Regions from separate parts of the Homo sapiens genome. Here region 1 is linked to region 2. Evidence: chromatin loops called from intact Hi-C (ENCODE). Cell type or tissue: HCT116. All regions are shown on one strand. Each heading gives the region's core, and the rest is flanking DNA. Links, peaks and the distances in the headings are about the cores only. Region 1 overlaps RABGAP1L (RAB GTPase activating protein 1 like). Region 2 overlaps PRDX6-AS1 (PRDX6 antisense RNA 1).

Region 1 (17,054 bases), core at 4,620-12,619, 1.3 Mb after region 2:
GATTGTAGAACTCTTTACTTTTCCACTGGGACCATGTGCCAGATCATTCTTTATGCCATGAGTCAACCAGAGCTGGAGGCATATCATGGGTTGACCTTCGTTCATCATGTCCAATAGAAATAGAATTATTTAAAATACAAATAATTTTTGCTTATTTATATGCCTAAAATTCTTGCACCTTTCCTACTAATTCTTCAGATTGCATTGAGTCACACTTATGCTTATTTAGTCTTTTTTTTAAGTGGGAAGTATGCTCATTTAATTTGGGAAATTAGGATCTCTCTCTTTTTTTTTTTTTTTTTTTTTTTTAAGATATGGGGTCTCACTTTGTTGCCCAGGCTGGAGTACAGTGGCACAATCATAGCTTACTGCCGCCTCAAATTCCTGGGCTCCAGCAATCCTCCTGCCTCAGCCTCTCAAGTAGCTAGGACTATAGGCATGCACCACCACACCAAACTAATTTTAAAAACATGTTTGTTTGTTTTTTGGTAGAGACAGGGTCTTGCCATCTTGCCCAGACTGGTCTCGAAATCTGAGTTCAATCAGTCCTTCTGCCTCAGCCTCCCAAAGTGCTGGGATTACAGGCGTGAGCCACCATGCCCAGCCATCTTATTTTTTTATAATCCTTCTCATTCCTTAAGAAACTGAAAGGCTGGAAGCTTCTCCCTTGAATAGAAAGCTTCCCAGTTTCCAGTCACCTAGATAATAGGGTCAACTCAATTAAATTAATTCTTAAAGATGTATAAACAGGAAATCGTGGTCTTTGCATTGCTGTAAAGAAATACCTGAGACCGGGGCTGGGCGTGGTGGCTCACACCTGTAATCCCAGCACTTTTGGAGCCCAAGGCAGGAGAATCACTTGAACCTGGGAGGCAGAGGTTGCAGTGAGCTGAGATCACGCCATTGCACTCCGGCCTGGGCAACAAGAGCAAAACTCCATCTCAAAAAAAAAAAAAAAAAAAAAAAAAAAAAGAAATACCTGAGACTGGATAATTTATAAAGAAAAGAGTTTTGATTGGCTTGTGATTCTACAGGCTGTACAAGCATGACTCCAGCATCTGCTTCTGGTGAGGGCCACAGGAAAGTTTCAATCATAGTGGAAGGTGAAGAGGAGCAGCATATTATATGGCAAGGGAATGGGGAGATACCACACTCTTTTAAGCAACAAGATCTCATGTGAACCACCAGAGCCAGAATTCACTCATCACCAAGGGGATGGAGCTAAGCCCATTCATGAGGGATACACCTCCATGATCCAAACACCTTCCACCAGGCTTCACCTCCAACATTGGGGATTACACTTCAACATGAGATTTGGCGAGGATGAATATCCAGCCCATGTCATTCTACCCCTGGCCTCTCAAACCCTCAAATCTCATGTCCTTCTCACACTGTAAAATCCAACCGGCCCTTCTCAATAGTTGCCTCAAGTCTTATTCCAACATTAACTCAAAAGTCCCAAGTCCAAAGCCTCATCTGGAGATGAGATCCTTCTACCTGTAAGTCTATGAGGTTAAATACAAGTTAACCATTCCCAGTTACAATGGTGGTACAGGCACTGGGTAAACATTCCCATTCCAAAAGGAAGAAATTGGCCAAAAGAAAAGGGTAACAGGCCCCATGCAGTTCTGAAACCCAGCAGGGCAGACATTAAACCTTAAAGCTCCTAAATAATCCTTGTTTCCATGTCCCACACCCTGGGCACACTGGTGCAAGTGGTAGGCTCCCAAGGCCTTGGGCAGCTCTGCCCCTGTGGCTTTGCAGGGTACAGCCCACATGACTGCTCTCACTAGATGGAATGCCTGTGGCTTTTCCAGGCTGAGGATTCAAGCTGCCCATGGCGCTACCATACTGTGGTCTGAAGGGAAACAGCCTCTTTCCTGCAGCTTCACTAGGCAGTGCCCTGGTGGAGGACTCTGTGTGGGGGCTCCAGCCCCACATTTTTCCTCCACACTGCCCTAGTAGAGGTTCTCTGTGCAGGCGCTGCCCCTGTGGCAGTCTTCTGCCTGGGCACTGAGGCTTTTTCATACATGTCCTGAAATCTAGGGGAAATCTGCCAAGCATCCTTCATGCTTGCATTCTGTGTACCTGCAGACTTAACATGACATGGAAGCTGCCAAGGCTTATGGCTTGCACCCTCTGGAGCAGCAGCCTGAACTGTACCTGGGCACTTTGAGCCATGACTGGAGCCAGAACAGCTGGGATGTGGGAAGCAATGTTCTGAGACTGACCAGGACAATGGGGCCCCGGGCCTGGCCCCTGAAGCCATTCTTTCTTCCTAGGCCTCTCTTCCTATGATGGGAGGGGCTGTCTCCAAGATCTCTGAAATACCTTCAAGGCCTTTTGCCCATTGTCGTGGATATTAGCACTTGGCTCCCTTTTAGTTATGCTACTCTCTTTAGCAAGTAGTTGCTCCATAGCCTGCTTGAATTCCTCTCCTGTAAATGCTTTTTCATGCTCTGCCACATGATTAGACTGCAAACTTTCCAAACTTCTTTGTTCTGCTTCCCTTTTAAATATAGGTTCCAGTTTTAAGTCATTTCCTTACTCCCATATTTGATTGTAGGTTGTTAGAAGCAGCCATACTACCTCTAGAACACTTTGCTGCTTAGAAAATTTTTCCACCAGATACCCTGTTATCATTAAGTTCAAACTTCCACAAATCCCTAGGACTCAGACACGATGCAGCCAAGTTATTTGGTAGGGAATAACAAGGGTGACCTTTGCTCCAGTTCCTAATAAATTCCTCATTTTCATCTGAGACATCCTCAGCCTGGCCTTCACTGTCCATATTTCTATCAGCATTGTGGCCACAATCACCTAACAAGTCTCTAAGAAGTTCCAAACTTTCCCACATCTTCCTTTCTTTCTCTGAGCCCTCCAAACTCTTCCAACCTCTACCTGTTACCCAATTCCAAAGCTGCTTCCCACATCTTCAGGTATTAATAGCAACCCCTCACTCCTTGGTACCAATTTTTATGTTACACCATTTTTGCACATCTGTAAAGAAACACCTGAGACTTTGTGTAATTTTCAAAGAAAGGGGTTTAATTTGGCCCATGTTTCTGCAAGCTGTACAGGCATGGCACCAACATCTGTTCAACTCCTGGTGAGAACCTCAGGAAGCTTACAATCATGGCAGAAGGTGAAGGAGAACCAGCATATCACATGGAAAGAGCGGGACCAAGAGAGAGATGGGGGATGTGCCACACACTTTTAAACAACCAGATCTTGTGTGAACTACCAGAGCCAGAATTCACTCATCACCAAGGGGAAGGTGCTAAGGCATTCATGAGGGAACCACCTCCATGATCCAGACACCTCCCACCAGGTCCCCCCTTCAATGTTGGGGATAACATTTTGACATAAGATTTGGAAGGGACAGAAATCCCCACCATGTTTGGTGGCATCATGGGCTGACATTAATACATCTCTTTAATGGGATTGGAAGTTAGGAGATGTTTCAAGGAGGAGATTACCTTGAACTGAGCTGTCCTGGTCAGTTGGCCATCTGAGAGAAAGAAATGGGGTCCCTGCCACAAGGCGCCTGGGAAATTAAATCCCAGTTAGAGAAATAGGAAGACACTCAGGAAGTAATCAGAAAGACACTTCACTGGTTATTTCCCCCCAGCAGTTTTGCTGCGATGAATTTCAGGGGTAGAAGCAGGAATGGTGGAATAAGGAATTGGAATTCAGGCCTACTTGTATAAGGCCCTCCTCAGTTGACCTATACCAGTATTTCTACATTTTTCTTATTTGACTTCTCTTACCTTGTAAAATATATAGAAATCAGTGGTTTCTAGGGTCTGCAGAGTGGGGTGGGTGGCACTAAAATACAGTAGATGTTAATACCCGTCTTAGACTTAATGAATCAGAATTATCCAGGGTGGGATCCAGGAATCTGAACTTTTAACAAATCTCTTTTGTTATTCTTAACTGGTACTCCTCAATTTACTGTTTAGGAATCTTACACATGGGGGAGGTTGAGACACTTAACTAAGCTAGTTGGTGGCAGAAATGAAACTGTGATATGGATCTTCTAACTCCTGCTCTAAAGCTTTTGATTTATAGTATAGTATTAATGAACTTCTATTGTGAACTTGCAGACCGTTTAATATTAGGTTCAATATACTATGTTTAAATGGGAATGAATTTCACAGGGCTTATAGAGCCTTTCCCCATAATTGTAAAATTTTTGCAGCAACCGCTATATTACTGTTGCTACAATTTTCTTTGCTAATTAGGTCTCTTTGCCTTGTAGCTCTCACTTTTAAATTGTTTTTGTTTTGTCATTTAGTAGATCTCAGAGCAATTAACTAAACTAATTCTTCCATCTTTTTTTAAATGGAGACATCTCCTCCTCACTATGGCAGGAAGATCTGTGATTTCTAGTATAACTGCTTGATGTGAGGACAGGGTTACTTGGGAAAGAACTTTCAGCATGAGTGATTTAATTATCTGCCTCCATTAGATAGGTACCTTTCTCTTGCTTGGCTCCTAATAAAGGAACAAGCACTCTCATCCATTTTACGGTTTAAATAAATTTTACAGTTAAATATGACTAGATATACTTTTAGTACCCAAAGTTGTGGATATTTTGTTCCATAAAAGCTAATTACTAATAGAAAATGGTTTGCTAGATAAATTACTTAACTGAAAATATACTAGAAGCTTATTTGTGCTTTCTAAAAAAGTTGATAATTATGATTCACTGGTTAGAAGTTGTAGATTTTACATATCCCTGATGTATAGATGGATAAGTGCAAATAGGAAAACTATGCTCTTAAATTATCATGATTGCTTGAAAACTTGGTAATGCTCAGTTCTCAGTCTGGTTTCATACTAGAAACTCCTGGAAGTTCTTAAAAATACAAGTGACCACATTCTACTCCTGAGAAATTTCTATTTATTTGACCTAAGATGGATCTCCTGCCTCTGTGTGTTATGAAAGCTCCCCAGGTGATTTTAATAAGCAGCCATGGTTGAGAGCCAATGGTCTAATGGAAAGAGAACTGAATTATAATCAGGAAACTTGTCATTCCAGTCTTAATTCTGTGAACTCAGGTAAATCATCTAACATATTTAAGCTTGCATTGTAAAATGGAGGTAATTAATAATGGCCTATATGCCGGATTAATATTTTTACAGTTGAATGAAACTATATACTCAAAAGTGCTTTGCAGTAAAGTGTTATACAGATGGTGGCATAGCAATTAAGATTTACTACGCAATATACTACTGTGAAGTGGTATGTTTAGTCTTTTGTACTTCTTGGCAGAAAGATGCTAGATCCCCTGTGGCAGAAAGAAACTTAGGCTCCTTAGCGATCCTCAGGGTATATTATTATGATTCTTAAAGTTCACTCTGTATTTTTATGTGTACCAGGCTGCTAGTGTCTCTAGGTGATAGGGGGAAAAGGTAGAGGAAAGGGTGGAGTTGCTCCTGCTGGTGATTTTTTAAAATTGTGAGTTCCTATAATTAGTAACATCCTTCTTACATCTTCATAGAGACATGGTTGGTAGCAGTGGAGTCGTTTATATAACTTTACAAACCCTCTCTTGTGTACTCTTTTTCAATGTTATTCTCTTAAATCACTTCTGTCTCTGCTTTCCCTAGTGTTTAAGCTTCACTAACATTTACCTATATATAAATGGATGAGGACAGAAGAGAAAGGGTCCCCAAAGATGAATACACTCATTACTGGTTTCCCAACATGATATAAACCTAGGACTTCACCCCTTGGAGGGATGAAAGTTTACTATGCATAGCATTTCCTGGTGTGTCAGTCTCGGTACAGCCTCTTGCTCAATTCATCAGCTGTTTCCAGGCAAAATTACATACCACTTCTTGAGTGTTTTAAAGCCTCCTAACTGTATATATGTGAGTTCTTTGATATATTGACTTCTTTTTCTTTGAGTCGATTCCCAGTAGTGGCATTGCTGGATCAAATGGTAATTATATTTTTATTTTTTTGAGAAATCTCCATACTGTTTTCCATAGTGGCTGTACTAGTTTACATTCCCACCAACAGTGTATATGAGTTCCCTTTTCTCCACTTTCTTGTCAACATCTGTCTTTTTTAATAATAGGGATTCTGGCTGAGGTATGCTATCTCATTGTGGTTTTGATTTGCATTTCTCTGATGATTCATGAGGTTGAACATTTTTTCATATACCTGTTGGCTGTTTGTATTTATTTTTTTGAGAAATGGCTATTCATATACTTTGCCCAAGTATGAATGGGATTATTTGTTTTTTTCCTGTTGAGTTGAGTTCCTTATCTGTTCTATATATTAGTTCCTGTTGGATAAATAATTTGCAAATATTTTATCCCATTCTGCAGGTTGTCTCTTCACTCTGTTGATTTTTTTGTTTTGTTTTTTTTTTTTTGTGTGTGGGAGCTTTTTAGTTTAATTAATTCCCAATCACTTATTTTTGGTTTTGTTGCCTGATCTTTTGAGGCCTTTGTAACAAATTCTTTGCCTAAACCAACAACCAGGAGAGGGTTCCCTAGATTTTTTCTTCTAATATTTCTATAGTATCAGGTTTTACTTTTAAGTCTTTAATCTACTTTGAGTTCATTTTTGTATATGGTGAGATAATGGTCCAGTTACATTCTTCTGCATGGCTATACAATTTTCCCAGCACCGTTTATTGAAGAGATTGTCCTTTCCCCAGTGTAAGTTTTTGTTGTTTGTTTTTGTGTTTTTTTGAGACAGAGTCTTGCCTTGTCACCCAGGCTGGAGTGCAGTGGCATGATCACTGCTCACTGTGGCCTCAACCTCATGGGCCCAGATGATCCCCCTGCCTCACCCTCCCAAGTAGCTCAGACTACAGGCATTTGCTGCCACACCTGACTGGTGTTTTATTTTTTGTAGAGATGGGGTCTCACTCTGTTGCCTAGGCTGGTTTTGAACTCCTGGGTTCAAGCAATCCTCCTGCCTCAGCCTTCCAAAGTGTTGGGATTACAGGTGTGAGCCACTGTACCCGGCCCCCAGTATAAATTCTTGTTGGCTTTGTTGAAGATCAGTTGGCTGTAACTATGTGTCTTTATTTCTGAGTTCTCTGTTTTGTTCTACTGGTCTATGTGGCTACTTTTATACCATGTTGTGGCATTTTTAAGGATTTTTTTTTTAAGTGGGGAGTTTGAGACCAGCCTGGGCAACATGGCAAAAGCCTATTTCTACAAAAAAAAAAAAAAAAAAAAAAAAAGTAGAAAAATTAGCCAGGCATGGTGGCATGCGCCTATAGACCCAGCTACTTGGGAGGCTGAGGTGGGAGGATTGCTTGAGCCTGGAAGGTTGAGGCTGTGGTGAGCCATGATAGCACTACTATGCTCCAGCCTGGGTGACAGAGCAAGACCCTGTCTCAAAAAAAAAAGAAGAAGAAGAAGAGGAAGAGGAGGGGGAGGGGGGAGGAGGAGGAAAGAAGAAGAAGAGGAGGAGGGGGAGGGGGAGGAGGAAGAAAGAAGAAGAGGAAGAGGAGAGGGAGGGGGAGGAGGAGGAAAGAAGAAGAAGAGGAGGAGGGGGAGGGGGAGGAGGAGGAAAGAAGAAGAAGAAAGAAAAGGGGGCCAGATGCGGTGGCTCAGCTTGTAATCCCAGCACTTTAGGAGGCCAAGGCAGGTGGATCACTTGAGGTCAGGAGTTCGAGACCAGCCTAACTAATGTGGTGAAACCCATCTCTACTAAAAATACAAAAATTAGTTGAGTGTAGTGGCGCACACCTGTAATCCCAGCTACTCGGGAGGCTGAGGCAGGAGATTTGCTTAAGCCCAGGAGGCGGAGGTTGCAGTGAGCTGAGATCGCGCCACTGCACTCCAGCCTAAGCGACAGAGCAAGACTTCATTTCAAAGAAAAAGGAAGAAAGAAAAGTGGTATGAGCACAAGAACTCTAACAAAAGATTTCTGGATGGATTGGGTTAATGGAAAACTGGCAGAAGCCTGGAGGAAGGAGAAGGTCAAGATCAGCTAATAGTAGCTGATAAGAAGTCCTGTATCATTATGAAGAGTATCAAAAGCACCCCTGCAGCCTGGGATGGTTGACTGATAACTATAACTGTAAAACAATATAATCCGATGTGTATCATGACTTAAGAGAATTTGAGAAGAACAGAAAGGTGAATGCCAGTATTCAATGGCCAATGGAACATGTGTTTAGGGACTTTATAGCAATACTTCAGTGCTCTAATGTTCAGGTCATACCTCCCTATCATTCCCTAGGTGGTGTGTTATCTGTTTATATTTTTATCTGCTATCCTAATCTGGGAGTCCTCTGAGTGTAGGGATGACTTATCCATCTTTGTAAATGTCCTCAAAATGCTTGACATATGATGAATATGTTACCACAACACCAGGGGTTCAGTCTAGGTCCTGCTGCTCACAGCACAGAAAGCCAATGACTAAGATGATGATTATTGCCAAGGAAGAAGGCTTTAATTGGGGGCTGCAGCAGACGAGATGAGATGGGAGCTCAGTCTCAAATCCATCTCCCTGACAAACTGAAACTAGGGACTTATATAGCAGGGAAGAGATATAGCAATATGTAAGAAACAGGAACTAGAGAGGGGTAAGGAAGCAATTATGGTGAATGAGGGGCCCTCATCTCATTATCTGGATATGGTGATCTGGTGAGTTCCAGTTCTTCCATACTTTTTTTTGAGAGACCTGAAGGTCCTTTGTTGAGTAAGGAATCCGATAAAACAAATGTTAAGGTTCAAGCTTCAAGACCAAAAACGTCAATTTCTATGTTTATCCAAAAAACTATCTATTGAACTATTGGGTCAGTTTGAAACACATGTTAAAACCTCTAATTTGATTTCCTTATCTCATTTTGCCTGCCTTGTTTCTGAAAGTTTTATCTAATTCAGATGTCACAAACCTCTAAAAATTTCTTTCCTTGTTCAACAAACCCCCTATGTCACAAGTTTACCTGCATAACAAACCTGAACATATACCTTTGAACCTAAAATAAAAGTTTAAAATAAATGAATAAATAAATAAATAATAGCAAAACTATGTTTTTTTAAAAAAAATTCTTCTCAGAGTCACCTATGATAAAGACTTCTAGATTTTGTAGATATTTTACTACTTAATCTGTACAAACAAGTGTAAACCAAGAAAATATTTTAAAATTACTCATGACTAAACAGATGCATTCATGTTAAACTTATCTCTCATCCCTACCCATTCTTGAACTCTTTCTCATTCACTAGTCATTTATGAAAAAACTGTATAACAAATAACTATAATAAAATGGAAAATATATAATTAAGCTAGAGGAAAGGAAGGGTGGGAGTCATCCTTTTTTTTTGGTATATGTTAGTAAATTAATAGTAAAAATAAGGGAGGACTTAGCCATAAGGGTTTTAAAACAGCATGTCTCAATTTGTATACAAGGCTACTATGTTGGTCTGTGAAATACGTAAAAAAAAAAAAAAAAAAAAAAAAAAAGCGATTGATTTTCAGTGCTGCAATCCTGACCTCTAGTGGACATTCAGAACAAAACCCAAACATCACATTCTTTTATTTAGTTACTCCATCAAGCACCATTAGCCAACCTAAAATATTAAACTTTCAAAGAGATTAAAACATGAGAAGCAGAATAAAGTAAAAGAATTTTTGGCTAATATTCTAAATATTCTTGCTGTAGAACCTGTATTTAAGAGCAGCTAGTATTAACTTATTTCTTTTTGCGTGTTAATTATCTGTCACTTTCACTACTTTCTTTGAAACAATGCATTGCTTTATAGATCATAGCAGCAAGAAATTTATCAGAGAAGCCAAATGGATTTTCTTTTGATTACCTGTAATATATAACAAGCTATACGAAAACTGAGTGGCTTTAAAAGGACAATGATTTTTATAGTGAGACATATAGTGATGTTATGTAACCTCCTGATAGAATGCACTGAGAAGGGCACAGCATCACTTCTGTGGTATTTGTGCCCAAAATACATATTCTGAATTTAATCATAAGGAACCAGTAGACATATCGAGTTGAGGGACATTTTATAAAATAACTGGCCAATACTCTTCCAAAGCATCAAGGTCATGAAAAATAAACACTGAAAACGGTCCCATATGAAAGGAGACTAAGGAGACATGACAACCAAATTCAATATATAATCCAGAATTGCATCCTGGACCAGAAAAAGGGCATTAGTGGAGCATTTGATAAAAATAATAGTTTCTTGGTTTTGATCATTATACTATGGTTATGTAAGATGTTAATGTTTGGGTAAAACTGAGTGAAGGATATGTAGGACTTCTTGGTACTGTTTTTGCAAAGTTTTTCTAAATCCGAAATTATTTCCAAGTGAAAAAAAGTAATTAAAACCAATCATTTATTTTCTTACAATCTCATGAGTCAGAAATTTTGGAATTCAACTGTGTGGTTCATCTCTGATCCACTTGGCATCAGCTGGACCACCTGATTCACTTCCAGATGACTTCTTTACTCACATATCTACCACTTTGGTGATTCTTGGTCTTTCTTCTTTACTGATGAAATCTGGTTCTCCAGGCCTTCTTTTGATTGCTTGGTTCCTTAGAGAGCATGGGAGTATAAGTATAATTGCACTTCTTATATGGTAGCTGGCTTCGAAAAGTGAGTGCTCCAAGGGACTGAACATGAAAGCTGTCAATATCTGAAGGCCTGGGCACATAAACTAGCATGGCATCACTTCCACCATATTCTACTGGTAAAAGCAGTACCATAGTCTGCCCAGGTTGAAATGAGAGAACAGAGACCTTAACTCTCAATGGAGAAGCATCAAATAATTGTGACTCTTTAATCCATCACAGATATCTAACAAAAGTCTCACTGAGTTGGCACTCAAGATGGAATTAGTGGAAAAAAGCCTGGATTTGCTTTAGTCTGATAGACCTGAGTTATAGCCTGGCTTTACCATTTACTAACAGTGTTCTGTCTCTGAGCTTCAGTTTAGCCATCTCTAAAATGGTGGCAATAATACATATGCCATAGAGCTGTTGAGAGGATTAAGTGAAAAATATAAAATACTGGATATAATGGGCAATAAATACATGAACCTAATAATAATAATTGCTAGTGTTTATCGAATATTTACCAAATACTCAGTTCACTTGATGTATGCTATCTCATTTAGTCATTATCTCTTCCTAGGGTGGTATGTTTTCTTTTGTATGGGTCAGAAAGGACAGAACCCCATTTCCTCTAGCTTTGTCTGTGAACCTGCTCCATTTACTTTGGCCATTTTTGGTTTGATAATTTGGTAATTTGGTTTATTGACTTGTTGTTAGGATTTCCATTATTTCCCTTTTATTTTGATTCCTAAGAACCCAGGTGCTGATGCACACTTGGTACTTTTTGACACTACCTTTTCAGCATTTGTTCTCAGTGCTGTCAGCTTAAGTTTTTGACAGCTTCTCACACAATCTGTCAGCTCTCTCTGAACCCACGATTGCCTGCTTATCAGAGCCAGAATGTTCAGTGTCTTTGTTTCAGTGAGTGCTCTACTGTCAGCTGTTATTTTATGCAAGATTGTGGGTGCTTAATCCTTGGCCTACCCAAGAACATCATGATCTGCACTTTGGAGCAATTATTCAATTTGGGGCAATTACTTGTAGGTGTTCTTTAAAGCAAAGATGATGCCAGAATGTAATTGAATTTTGAAATAGCAGTATCCAAATCAGTTAAAAAGCTACTTCGTCATGCATGCAAGGCTGATCTCAATCTGTTGTCATTAGAGGAAGGTGGTGACCCTTTCTTCCCACAGCAAGTTGGGTTTTTGTTGCCTCATATACTGCAAGCAGTCAGCTACTTTTTTTGAGTGTTTTCAATATGGAAACAAATAATAGAATTTAGTTCTGGTAGAAGTCACTTATTTGTTATCTTTTTACTCTCTGCTCTCAAAATTTACTTGCCTTTAAATGGAAAGAATCACTTTAATCCTTTAGGAAGTAGAGGACACATTAAATAATATCCAAATAAGAGATTTATTCATTCATTCACATATTCATTGAATCATCTTCTCTAACTTAATTGTTTAGAGTATCACTTTTGGAATTAGGTTAAAATCCTAGATCTGCACTTATTAGCTATTGGACTTAGGAAAGTTACTTTGATTTCTCTAAATCTTGATTTCCTTGTGTATAAAATGGAATTTTAGGTGGTTGTGGGATGAAATAGGGACATGCCTTTAATGTAATTAATTCATATCTTGGCACATACAAAATACTCAGTAGATGTTGGTTATTATTTTGCATTTGGAGTTAGACCTTGTACTATAAATGATAAGTGGCCATAATATGTTTACTTATTTTTTACTCTTAATAATTCTCCAAACCTTTGACTCCTACTACGTACATGTTTTCCCCTTAAGAACAAACAAATTGCTGGGGATTACATATTCCTAAAAATGGGAGGCATCTTGAAAATGTATGAGATATTTTGCTTTTAAAAATACATTTCAAGGCTGAGTGTATTGTCTCATGCCTGTAATCCCAGCATGTTGTGAGGCCAAGGCAGAAGGATCACTTGAGCCCAGGAATTGGAGACCAGCTTGGGCAACATAGGGATACCTCATCTCTACGAAAAAATTAAAAATTAGCCAGATATGGTGGCACACACATGTAGTCCCAGCTACTTGGAAGCTGAGTTGAGAGGATTGCTTGAGCCTGGGAGGTTGAGGCTGCAGTGAGTGGTGATCACACCACTGCACTCCAGCTTGTGTGACAGAGTGAAATTCTATCTCTAAAAAAAAAAAAAAAAAAAAAAAACCTGATAGAATAACAAGTTCTTTTCTGAATTCCATCAACTCAAATGTCTTAAAGTGTATTTGTTTGCATCGTCTAGCCACTCTGTTCTACTTTAGTTCAAGGCTTATGAAGTCTTTATTTTTATGGGTAATGTCTAGAGCTTCATATAAGCAGATATAGTAATACCTTATTTTTCTGAACTTGTTTAAAGAATTTACATACATAAATTTTTCTGGTAACTGAAAGTTTCCTCTTTAGCTTCCCAAACTTCAAAACATCATTATCTACTTTTTATTTAAAACACACACTCACCTCCCTTCTTAAGCACAGTATTATAACATGATATAAGCATTCATCAATCCTGCTGGATTATCATTATTAATAATGACAATTAACAGTAGTTAATAATTAACTATTGAAGATTATTGGCTCCCCCAAGTGGACCCAGAGAGCTATGCATTTTATCTTTTTTTTTTTTTAATATATGTCTTCATTTCTGTGAGATCTAATATTTTAATTCTGACAACTGTCTCTATAAGCTATCTATCCCTGACCCCATCTGGCACATACTTTATCTTGTAGTTTGCTACTTGTAATATCTATAAGCTTCAAAATCATATCACCAAACTAACTGGAAGTATGTATAGAATAAAAAGTTTAGCAAAGTTTCCTCTTGGTGTTTGTGAGAGCTATTTTGGCTATTTAGAGATCTTTATTTACTTAATTTTTACTTGTAAGTTCTTTGTGTCTTGGACAGCTTGGTTGTCTAATTGTTTGATTTTGAGATAATTGAAGAAAGGGGTTCTTACTGTAATTTGATGATAATTCTGTAAATTGGTCTAGTTGGGTCCACAGGGAAATAATCAACCCCCGAAAATTTGGGAAAGCTAGTGTAGTTTAATCATTCAGTCTTCAAATAAGCATTTACTATGCACATTATACCAGCACTGTGTGAGAATATCTCACACAGGAGGCTTGAGGGGGTGATTCTAGCCTGTTACTAAACACATATGTAAACCAAAAACATCTGAGATGGGTTTCAATCAATTTAGAGGTTTATTTTGCCAAGTTACAGACCATGATCCATGACACAGCCTCAGGAGGTCCTGAGAACATGTGCCCAAGGTGATTGGGTTTCAGATTGGTTTTATATGTTTTAGGGAAACATAAGACATTAATCCATGGCCGAGCACAGTGGCTCATGCCCTTAATCTTAGCACTTTGGGAGGCTGAGGCAGGAGGGTTGCTTGAGGCCAGGAGTTCAAGAATAGCTTGGGCAATATAGTGAAACCCTCTCTACCAAAAAAAAAGAAAAAAAAATTATCTGGGCGTGGTGGCATATGCCTGTAGTTCCAGCTACTTGGGAGGCTGATGTGGAAAGATTGCTTGAGTTCAAAAGGTCAAGGCTGCAGTGAGCTCTGATGGTGCCACTGCACTCCAGTCTGGGTGACAGAACGAGACTCTGTTCTTAAAAAAAAAAAAGACATCAGTCCGGGTGCGCTGGCTCACACATGTAATCCCGGCACTTTGGGAGGCCAAGACGGGCAGATCACTTGAGGTCAAAAGTTTGAGACTAGCCTGGCCAAAATGGTGAAACCCCGCCTCTACTAAAAATACAAAAGTTAGCCAGGTGTGGTGGCAGAGCCTGTAGCCCCAGCTACATGGGAGGCTGAGGCACAAGAATCGCCTGAACCCAGGAAGTGGAGGTTGCAGTGAGCCAAGATTGCACCACTGCACTCTAGCCTGGGCGACAGAGCAAGACTCTGTCTCAAAAAAAAAAAAAAGAAAAAAGAAAAGACATCAGTCAATACATGTGATGTGAAGCATACATTCATTCAGTGCAGCAATAATTCAGAGATGGGGCTTCCAGGTCATAGGTGGATTCAAAAATGTTATCTTTTTTTTTTTCTGTTCTTTTCTTTCTTTCTTTTTGTTTGTTTTTTGAGACAGGGTCTCGCTGTGTCATCTAGGCTGGAGTGCAATGGTGTGATCTTGGCTTACTGCAGCTCAACCTCCTCAGTTCAAGCACTCCTCCTGCCTCAGCCTCCCATGAAGCTGGGACCACAGGTGTGTACCACCACACCTGGCTAATTTTTTTTTTACTTTCTTGTAGAGATGGGGTCTCACTTTGTTGCCCAGGTTGGCAAAGATTTCCTGATTGGCAATTGGTTGAAAGAGTTGTTATTATCTAAAAACCTGGAATCAACAGAAAGGAGTGTCTGGGTTAAGATAAGGGCTTGTAAAGACTAGAGTTCTTATTATGTATATGAAGTCTTATGGGTAACCACTCCCAGAGGCAATAAATGGCAAATGTTTCCTTTAGACATCCTAAAAAGGTTCTAGACTCTCAGCCAATCTCTTCAGGATCAGAAAGTGACCTGGAAAGAGAAGGGAATCCTCTATAGAAAGTAAATTTTCCCCACAAGAGACAACTTTGTAGGACCATTTCAAAATATGTTCAAGGAATCTTTATTTTATTTTATTTTTTTTGAGATGGAGTCTCGCTCTGTCACCCAGGCTGGAGTGCGATCTCGGCTCATTGCAAGCTCCGCCTCCTGGGTTCACACCATTCTCCTGCTTCGGCCTCCCAAGTAGCTGGGACTACAGGCGCCTGCCACCACGCCCGGCTAATTTTTTGTATTTTTAGTAGAGACTGGGTTTCACCATGTTAGCCAGGATGGTCTCGATCTCCTGACCTCGTGATCCGCCTGCCTCGGTCTCCCAAAGTGCTTTTGGGATAAAATAGTTTGGTTTCTTTCAGGGCCCTGCTATCTGCTATGTGATGCTATACTTAGAATCACGTTGGAATTTGGTATCTTATTGCTACAGGGTGTTTGCTGTCTGTCTTAGGATCTCTCTTTTAATGTTAATGCTGGTCAGTTGTGTGCCTGAACTCCAAAGGGAGGAGAGTATAATGAGGCATGCCTGATTGCCCCTTCCTGTCGTGATCTGAACTATTTTTTTCAGGTTTAGCTGGGTCCCTTTGGTCCCAGCTTAGTCAGTTGGAGGGCTTAGAATTGTCTTTTTGGTTTTCACAGGTATAATATTGGGCTAGTCACATTCATACTCTAAGAAATGAGAATCATTGTATAGGTTGTTATAACAATCAATGAAATTTCACAATTCCTGTGAATGTAAGGAATTTGGGGGGAATGTTTGACAGGGAGGTTAAGAATACAGCCAAGGTAGCTGAACATGGAGTGGAGTTTCCAAAGGCTACCATGAAAGGATTTGGAAAGGAAAGGAGGAGTAGCAAACTAGCTTAGGATAAAGGACCAGAGCATTATGAAGATGAGAAAACTAGACATGAGAGGGATTTGCATTTTGAGCAGTGACTGGAAAAACAAGAACCAGAGAAATAGTGGATCAGGTTCTGATGGCAAGCTGATAAACACTCAGGTTGTGAGAATTCACTGTTGCCTAGTGGTTGTGATGTGGTGGTGGACAGAGTTGGAGAACAGGGCAGTAGGTCTTTTTTATATTGGCCTTTAAGTTTTGGCAGGTGGGCAGCAGCTAGTGGGTGAGAAGTCAAATTTTGATTCAGAAAGCAAATTTTGCTTAATTGTAACCCACATTTTAAAATCTGTAATAGTCTTTTTTTTCTAATTGGTAAATTGTGGTCAAAACCAGTCCAGGATAATTGCTTAGTATGGTAATGAACTGTGTTCATTTGTTTTTATCTCCTGGCCTGATTATACTTATTTCCTATTGCTTTTGGTTTCTTAAATAATCAGCTGAGTAAACCCCAAACCAAAAATATTTGGTTTATATTTTAACCAACTGAATATTTGTGTTTATCATTCATTCCTTCCATCATTATGTTATATTTCTGGTACCTGAATGTGAAAGTTTATGTTAGCAAATCATAACAGGAATACACTCTAAATATCTGGGCCTAATCCTTGCTTCTGGAGTTATTTCAGAGACAGAAGAAGCATGGTTTATTATAAGTTTTTTGGATAGCACATTTGGTATAGCTCCATATCCAAAAGCCAGCCAGAATGTATCAGTGACCAAGATGAAGAGGGCACATCAAATAGACCCTGGACTTATGGGACTTATGCCAACTCATACTTGAAATATCTTTTTTCTTATGTATGATGACTTGCATGGCAAGGAAACAGCACATTTTGTAGCAAACATTTCTGATTGTTACCTTTATCATATAAGATTCTCTATCTTTTGAATTTAATAACTCAATGTCTCTTCAGAGCAATTGGGCAGAACCCAGAGTTCAAAATTCAGTTCTAGAATAGCTTCTTAAGGAACAATTTAATTTGTTTATTTCTAAAGAAATATTGCTATGGTTTTCAGAAAA
Region 2 (8,000 bases), core at 1-8,000:
GCCTCCCAAAGTGCTGGGATTACAGGCGTGAGCCACCACGCCCGACCTCTATTATAATCTTATGGGACTACCATCCATAATGGTTCATCGTTGACAGAATATTTTGTTATGAGGGGCATGACTGTACTAATTTACAAGAAACAGAAAATGGAGGATACTGTTACAGAGGACCACAGGCATCCAATCCATAAAAATCTACAGGACAAAGTACTCAGTTTTTCAACTGATTGCCAGGATAACAAAACAGAGAGGGACATGGAAGGGGAATCTATGGAATAAAAGATTTAAGAGAAAAAGGAACCAACTATAATATGTGCAGCTGATTTTTATCTTAATTCAAACAAGCTGTAAAAATTGTGCATATGCATTTATGAGATAATTATAAATTTAAATACTGACTAGTTTATGATATTAATGAATTATTGCTAATGTTAGTTGAATTTATTGTTTTGTGGTTACTTTTTAAAAAGGAATTATTATCTATAGAACTACATATTGAAATATTTGCAGATGAAATAACATATTGGCTGGGAGCAGTGGCTCATGCCTGTAATTCCAGCAATTTGGGAGGCCAAGGCAGGAGGATCACCTGAGGTCAGGAATTCGAGACCAGCCTGGCCAACATGGTGAAACCCCGTATCTACTAAAAATACAAAACTTGTGGCCAGGCATGGTGGCAGGTGCCTGTAATCCCAGCTATTCGGGAGTCTGAGGCAGGAGAATTTATTGAATCTGGGAGGCGGAGGTTGCAGTGAGCCGAGATTGTGCCACTGCACTCCAGCCTGGGTGACAGAGCAAGACTCTGTCTAAGGAAAAAAAAAAAGAAAGAAAGAAAGAAATAACATATCAAATTTGCTCCAAAATAATACAGGAGAGAGGATATGTGTAAAACAAAATCAGGCCACATGCTGCTAATTGTTAAAGCTGGACAAAAAGTACATGGGGACTTATTACACTATTATCTCTACTTGTATGTATCTTTGAAATTTTTTTCATGTTAAAACATTTCTTTAAAAAAAAAGAGTATTATGAAAGTATCTGGTTTCTACGAAAAATGATTATTTTTCCAAAAGAGAGAAAAGACTGGCCCCCCTCTTTCTTGTATTTCCTCACCTCTCCAAATAATCTGCTCACATTTGTCACACTTAGACATGTGCTCCCGACCCAAACAGAAAAGAAAAAGTAACCAGAATTCTTGTAGCATCTGTTAGGTGCTAAATAAGTAGAAAGAGTTCTAGTTTAAAATGTGTGACATTCACTTGTGAAGACAGAGAAGCTGAGAGGGGACCCCGTCCTTTGTTAGATGCTGCTCTGCTCATTCTCCATGGCTCTTGGAAACAAGAGCCCAAAGAGAAACTGGTCCTCAAGAGACAGATCCAAGACTGAGCACAGGCTACGCCACAACCTCCACCAGCTGTGGGAAAAGACCATGTGGGGTGTGAATGGCAGCACCCAGCACTGTGCCTGCCGCGTGGTGGCGCTTTATAAATGTTTGAGAAGGGAGAGAGGAAGTTGATTTAGTGGGTTTAGTTTTTAATTGGGTCTGAATAAAAGGTGAGCTTTTGCAATATCCTCTAATCCCCCTCATATATCCTTGTTGCAGAAGGAAAAGTTGAGTGAGAATGTAATTGCCAAGACCCCTTAAAGTGACATTGGTCATAGCAAATGTAGCAGCTTCCTGCCTTACTAAGAACTTTTAGGACGTGCTGGGCTGACGCTGTCAGCTGCTGCTTTGTAAAAATAAGCCCTATAATTAGATTGCTACTCCTTATGAAGCCCACTCAAGTGCTATCCTTTATTTTTAACCTTTATCACAGTCCTCAAGACAGAGTGTGTAGGGCCTCGCCCACAGCTGCTGAGTCAAACCCCAGCAGGCTCCACCCTTCCTGCTCCCAGCTGCATTCCGCTAAAAAAAGGCCTGCCAGCAGCCTACGCAATGGAACGCGGGGTCTAAGCACACAGACGGTTGCAGGGAATCTAATATCCAGGCAGCACTGAGAAAGAACAGCTGCGCCAAATTTGAATCTTCTTTATTTACTCAGCCAGGCAGCTAACACACACAAATAACATTGTTTCATCTTGAATGCACAGAATTCACAACTGCCTTCTTAGCTCACTCCTGTTGCTCAACAATCCTTTTTTACACTTGCATGTTTAATGTAAATAACTTTCACAGAGTCTTCCACTTTCTCTGTATCGATATTACGAACCTGTTGGCATAGTTAGTTGAGACAATAAACATTTAATAATCTTGTGGGTCAGGAGTGGGAATGCCAGAGGAATGCTTATAGCAAAGTCAAGGGAAAGTATTATAGGGCAAAGGGATGTAATGGGGATTTCATTATATTTTGTTGCTTTCTTTTTTGTTGCTTATAACTTGGTATTCACATTCTCTAACAGATTCTTTGAAAAAGTGTGTGCATAGCAAATAGGGCTCCATTTAAATGGACACATTAGGGTGAAGGGTCTATAGAGTTGTTCACTGCAGGAATTAATGTCATACTCTGTCTGCACAAATAATTGTATTAGGTGACAGGCAATACCAACGTTTATATAATTTGTGCTATATATAGCAGATGTAACTCAGAGGCTGTGTACTTAATCCTATAAAAATCTCAACATAAGACACTCTTCCTCCAGTGCCCACAGATCCCACAAACCCTTTGCATTCTAATTAAAGCTCTGCTGGGGTTAAGGCTAATTGGTAATAAAACCCAGGCCTGTGAGAAAGCCTTTCTGTAAAACAAAGAATCCATTTGTCATGCAAATAAGCAGCCTCCAAAGTGGTAAATTTGAATTTTGAATGTTCACCTGTTATCTTAACATTTCTTAGAATGTGGTTCAGCCAGTAATTGCTAGATCATTATTTTCCAGTTTTCCTCATTGCCATCCTTCAAAGAGCTAAAGGGCATGTTATTTGTATTGTTAAATTAATATTTTGTTGTTGTAGACCTAAAGTAAATGAATCACTGTAGTTGTCTTTGGTTTTCTTTGGAGAATGTGTTTGCATTCTAAATATTTTCCAATACAATAATTTCTTTGAGAAAATTTGTCGGTTTCCTTAAATAATAATCTTCAGGTTAGGCTTGAAATTCAAAAGTATGGTGGTTCCTTCCTGATGAAGGTCCTTAAAGGTCTTTACACTCCATTCTTGAGGAAGTTTCTGGGCACTAGAGGGCGCTCTCAGCACACTGGGACGGGATTTGTTAGTTGCACAGAATTAAGAGCCATGCGCTGATTGTTGGGCCTTGGGCCCTGCTGGGGGCCCAAAATCAGCCTGCAGAAAGAAGCCACCTCCGTGAGCCTGCATTGGCTCTCAACTGCAAAGTGCCAATTCATCTGCCTTCAGTGAACCAACTGACCAAACCAACTGCTGAGCTTTCTCCCCCAGGGGAAAGGCTGGCTGCTACAAAGATTCTTTTTTACTCATTTCTGAATAAAATATTTCATGGTCAACAATTGTTTTCACATGCACTACCTTGCCTGCTGTCCTTCACTGACAACATTTCAGGGTCTCGCAAGGCATGGAATACAATGCATGTTCAGGACTGCAACCTGATGGTGATGTGTAATGAAGTTTAGTGTTGGATTTCGATCTTGGCCAAATGGTGACTCCTTGGTGACAGGTCATGTGCTTACTTCCTCAGCAGATGAGTTCTCCTCCAGCCTCACTTGTGACCAATGATGTATCATGAACACAGGCTGGTGCTGAAGCTCAGTATGTAGCCCCCTTGGCTAGAATACACACTTGATAATAGTAGCAAAGTGAAATCAGCAGAGTGTAGCAATGCCCTGAGAGGACCTAAAAGAACTGGGTGAAGGAGGCCTTAAGGATTGACAACTAATACCTAATGGCTAAGACCTAAGAGGGTAGAAGCAGAAGAGGTCCTCCACAATTAGCATTTGGCACGTAATAATGTGAAGCAAGACACATCACTTCCTAGTAATATGCTATAAACAGGTGATAAAGGGCGAGGGGTTGCTCCCCAGTGAGGAATCCAGTCCAAACCCAGAGACCAGCTCACAGCCACCCGAGTCCAAAACAACTAGATCTTTGTTAGACAATTGCCATCCAAACCAGAGTGTTATGAAATGAATTGTGTACCTCCACCCTTCAAATTCATATGTTGAAGTCCTAATCCCCAATGTATTTGTATTTAGAAACAGAGCCTTTATGGAAATAATTAAAGATAAATGAGTTCATAAGGGTAGGGCCCTAATCCAGTAGGACTGGTGACCTTATAGAAAGAGAACGAGACACCAAAGATCTCTCTCCACAAACGCACACAGATGAAAGGCCTTGTCTATGTGAGCACACAGTGAGAAGGTTGCCTTACTAGAAACCAACCCTGCTGGCACCCTGATCTTGGACTTCTAGACTCTAGAACTGTAAGAAAATAATGTCTGTTGTTTAAGCCACCCAGTCTGTGTACATTCTTTTATGGCAACCCAAGCAGACTAATAAACAAGAGGTTATGGCAACACTGACAAAATTCTTGAGGGATCTTTGAGGAATACAGAACTCTCCTGAAAAAAAAAAAATGAAGGAGCATTAAAAACCAGTTTTAGGTGTTTTACCTATAATCTACCTTGTTCATGTAAAAACGACAGCAATTTCTTAGGTAAATTTTGTGCAAATATCCCATTTCATCAAATCTAAGAAACCAATGCTTATAAGGCATTACTGTATTTGCTATTAAGAGAAGAAAAGTGACAATTGTTATGCTCCATGTATTGTAAGACAGTTTTTATTTCAAAGACGGTAAAATGTGAAAATATGTATGTATGTACATATACACATATACGTAACATATACATATACATCTTAGCATTGATTGGTAAGATTAACTCAATGTTTATTGACCCATTTGCCAGGAACTTTTTGCCTATACTAGACACTGGGAAAATAAAAATAAGCAAACAAGATGTCAAGTCTCAGGAGTACTAATTCACTAACCCTTTGAAGGCACAGAAATATAAATGTATTGTGGCAGTCCCCAAGACTCCTCGTATTACGCTGCCCTTTTAGGCCATCTAAAGTAGTCACAATAAGGAGTGTTGTCTCAAGTGCCCCAAACACAGTGTGCTCTTAATCTGAAATTTACTCATATACAGACTTGCAGTATAGTCTTAAGGGTGGCAGCTAGGTACAATAATTCTACCCCCGAACAAGGAATAAATAAGTAAACAAACATCTCTTAAGAAATTGACTCTTGGCCAGGCGAGATGGTTCACACCTGTAATCCCAGCACTTTGGGATGCCAGGGTTGGTGGAACTCTTGAGTCCAGGAGTTCCAAACCAGCCTGGGCAACATGGCGAAACCCTATCTCTACAAAAAATACAAAAAAAAAAAAATACTTGGCTATGGTGGCATGCACCTGTAGACCCAGCTACTAGGGAGGCAGAGGTGGGAGGATCACCTGAGCCTGGGGAGATCAAGGCTGCAGTGAGCTATGATCATGCCTCTGCACCCCAGCCTGGGCAACAAAGTGAGACTTCGTCTCAAAAAAAAATAAAAGAAACTGACTGACTCAACTTTCGATCCACCACAAAGACTTCCAAGTTGTTACGGGTTGAATTTTGTCCCCTCAAAATTCATACATTGAAGTCCTATCTCCCCAGTACCTCTGAATATGGCCTTATTTGGAAATAGGGTTGTTGCAGATGTAGTCAGTTAAGATGAGATCATATCCGAGTAAAATAGCCCCTAATTCAGTAAGGCTGGTGTCCTTATAAGGGGGAATTTGGACACAGGCATATGTAAAAGGAGAATGCCAAGTGAAGATGAGTTATGCTGCCACAAGCTACAGAATGCCAAAGATTACCAGCAAGCCACCCCAAAGCTAAGGGAGAAACATGAAACAGACTCTCCCTCACAGCCCTCAGAAGGAGCCAACCTGGCTAACACTTTGTTCTCACACCTCTAGCCACCAGAATCATAAGACACACTTTTCTGCAGTGTCATCTGCTCAGTTTGTGGTATTTTCTTACAGCATCCCTAGAAAACTAATGCACAGTTGTTTTAAATTACTTTACCTTCCCTTATATTTTCTTGTCTTGTATCTAATTAGGATATTACAAGTGCATGTTAACTGTTATTATGATGTAGGTGCTTTTTTGTCCCTATTGAACCTCATACAATTTATCCTAAAGCATTTTCTAAACTTCTTTTTACACGAAAGATCACTTAGGAGACCTGGCAGAAAAGTGAGCAAGTGAGACTGGTAAGTGAGCAATCAGTGGGTTAACCTTTCACCTTTTTCATCACCAAGTGCCAAATCAAAAGAAGATGCCAGTGAGGCATAGCATTGGAGTAGAGTGAACAATGGGTGCAAACAGATGAGAGTTCATGGATGTGCTGGGGAATGTGTTATCCACGTTACTTGGTAGTTTTCTAAAAGTTACCATTCAACATTTGGGAGGTTTGAGGGTCATGAAATGGGAGTGGCTACAAAAGTGTGCAAGGTATTCGATGCCATGGAGACCAAATGCCAGCAAAGACACTCCTCTGCAGAGGCCGGAACCATAATACCATCTGGGTAATTGAGATACAGTGTCTAAAGAGAATGGTGAATGTAACTGTGGATCACGCAGGATTTTAGTTGAGGAAATCTGATTTGGCAGACAGAAGAATATCCAGAGAAATTCTCAGTGTCAGATGTGCTCTTGACTGGGAGAGAAATCTAATGCCCCATGGGACAAAATAGTGAAACACTGAAGAAAGAAAGAGGATCACAGCCAAATGGCCTAGGATTCATCTCTGGTGAAAAACTGGAGTGCTGGGCATGAATAATACTGAGGTTCCACCTATGAGCTGGCCCATGAAAACAGGACAGGGGCAACCAATGGAAGGCTGAGGGGACTGCTGCAACTCTCAGCTTCGTGGTCACTCATGACCATATCTGATAGTCCTGATCCTATCTTGCTGGTAAGCAGTAAAGCCAAGTCTTTTGGACAATGGCATCAAAAACCCCTATATAGATGGACCCAGAAAGTGATGGGAGACAGGCTTTACCTACTAGAGATACTCATCAATAGATATGACCCAGAGAGCTGGAAAAGAACAAAAGGAGCAAATAAGAACATTCTAAAACTTACTAAATAACTGAGCTATTTATTAGTTTACGCTCTGGACTGAATTGTGTCCTCCCAAAGTTCATGTGTTGCACTCCTAACCCCCAGTGTGGCTGTATTTGGTGTAAGGATGTAACTGATGTTAAATGGGATCATAAAGGTAGACCCCAATGAAATAGGATTAGTGTCCTTATAAGAGGAGACACCAGCGAGCTTACTCTCTCTCCCTGCCGCATGAGCACACATCTACAAGGCAGGAAGGAGCCCTCACTAGGAACTAACTGGCCAATACCTTGATCTTGAACCTGTCAGCATCCAAACCTGTGAAAAAATAAATTTCTATTTCTGTTGTTTAAAACACCTTGTCTATGGTATTTTGTTATGGCAGCCCAAGCCAACTAATACAGTATGCAATCAATTTAAAATTTCTTATTAACAGCTATATTCAATAAAAGTTAATCTACCTCTGAGGAAAGTTTTTTAAAGATTAATAGTTGCTTATGAAAGAAAAACTGTAGTCAATTATTTGTTGCATCCTACCTTTAATATAATGAGACATAAAAGCTTTACCCATGAATGTCATTTAGTGTCCTTTCCTCATTTTCAAAGTAGTTTATTGTTTAGAAAACAGAAAAGAAAACCTAGTACACATCCATAGCTATTTCTCAGGAAACATTCTCAGAAGTAGAATTACTAAGTTAAAGACTATGCATATTTTAAAGCTACTTGATAAATATTTCCCAAGTATCCACCAAAAAGGTTGAACCAATTTACACTCCACAAAGGAGCAGAGAAGAACATCTATTTCCATGTACTCATGCCACCTCTGAATTTCATTTTAAATTTTATGTCTTAGTTTGTTATCTCCCAGAAGCAGACACTGAGACAAGGATTCAAGTGCAGGCAGTTTATCTGAGTAATACAG

Evidence for each region. A loop is a pair of places that touch in the nucleus more often than their neighbours do. Peaks named below come from ENCODE experiments on the same cell type or tissue, not always from the same donor. Only the 100,000 strongest peaks of a DNase experiment are listed, where the experiment ranks them.
Region 1: it touches region 2 in a loop (10-fold over the local background); 16 of 110 quality-filtered maps call a loop at or near these places.

The regions. Positions count from the first base shown.
Region 1 is chr1:174,734,670-174,751,723 of GRCh38, forward strand. All of the region lies in intron 17 of RABGAP1L (RAB GTPase activating protein 1 like), which reads left to right. Among named protein-coding and RNA genes, the nearest start is that of RABGAP1L-AS1, 210 kb to the right of the region's middle. In HCT116, for the core only: a CTCF peak has its summit at 9,504 (motif pointing left); a DNase peak (open chromatin) is centred at 9,522.
Region 2 is chr1:173,428,198-173,436,197 of GRCh38, forward strand. All of the region lies in intron 1 of PRDX6-AS1 (PRDX6 antisense RNA 1), which reads right to left. All of the region lies in intron 2 of LOC100506023 (a long non-coding RNA gene), which reads right to left. It also overlaps a transcript of TNFSF4 not described here. Among named protein-coding and RNA genes, the nearest start is that of PRDX6-AS1, 29 kb to the right of the region's middle. RefSeq lists an enhancer at 3,073-3,367. In HCT116, for the core only: CTCF peaks have their summits at 1,421, 1,620 and 3,182 (motif pointing right); DNase peaks (open chromatin) are centred at 1,904 and 3,154; H3K4me3 peaks cover 1,223 bases; H3K27ac peaks cover 1,255 bases.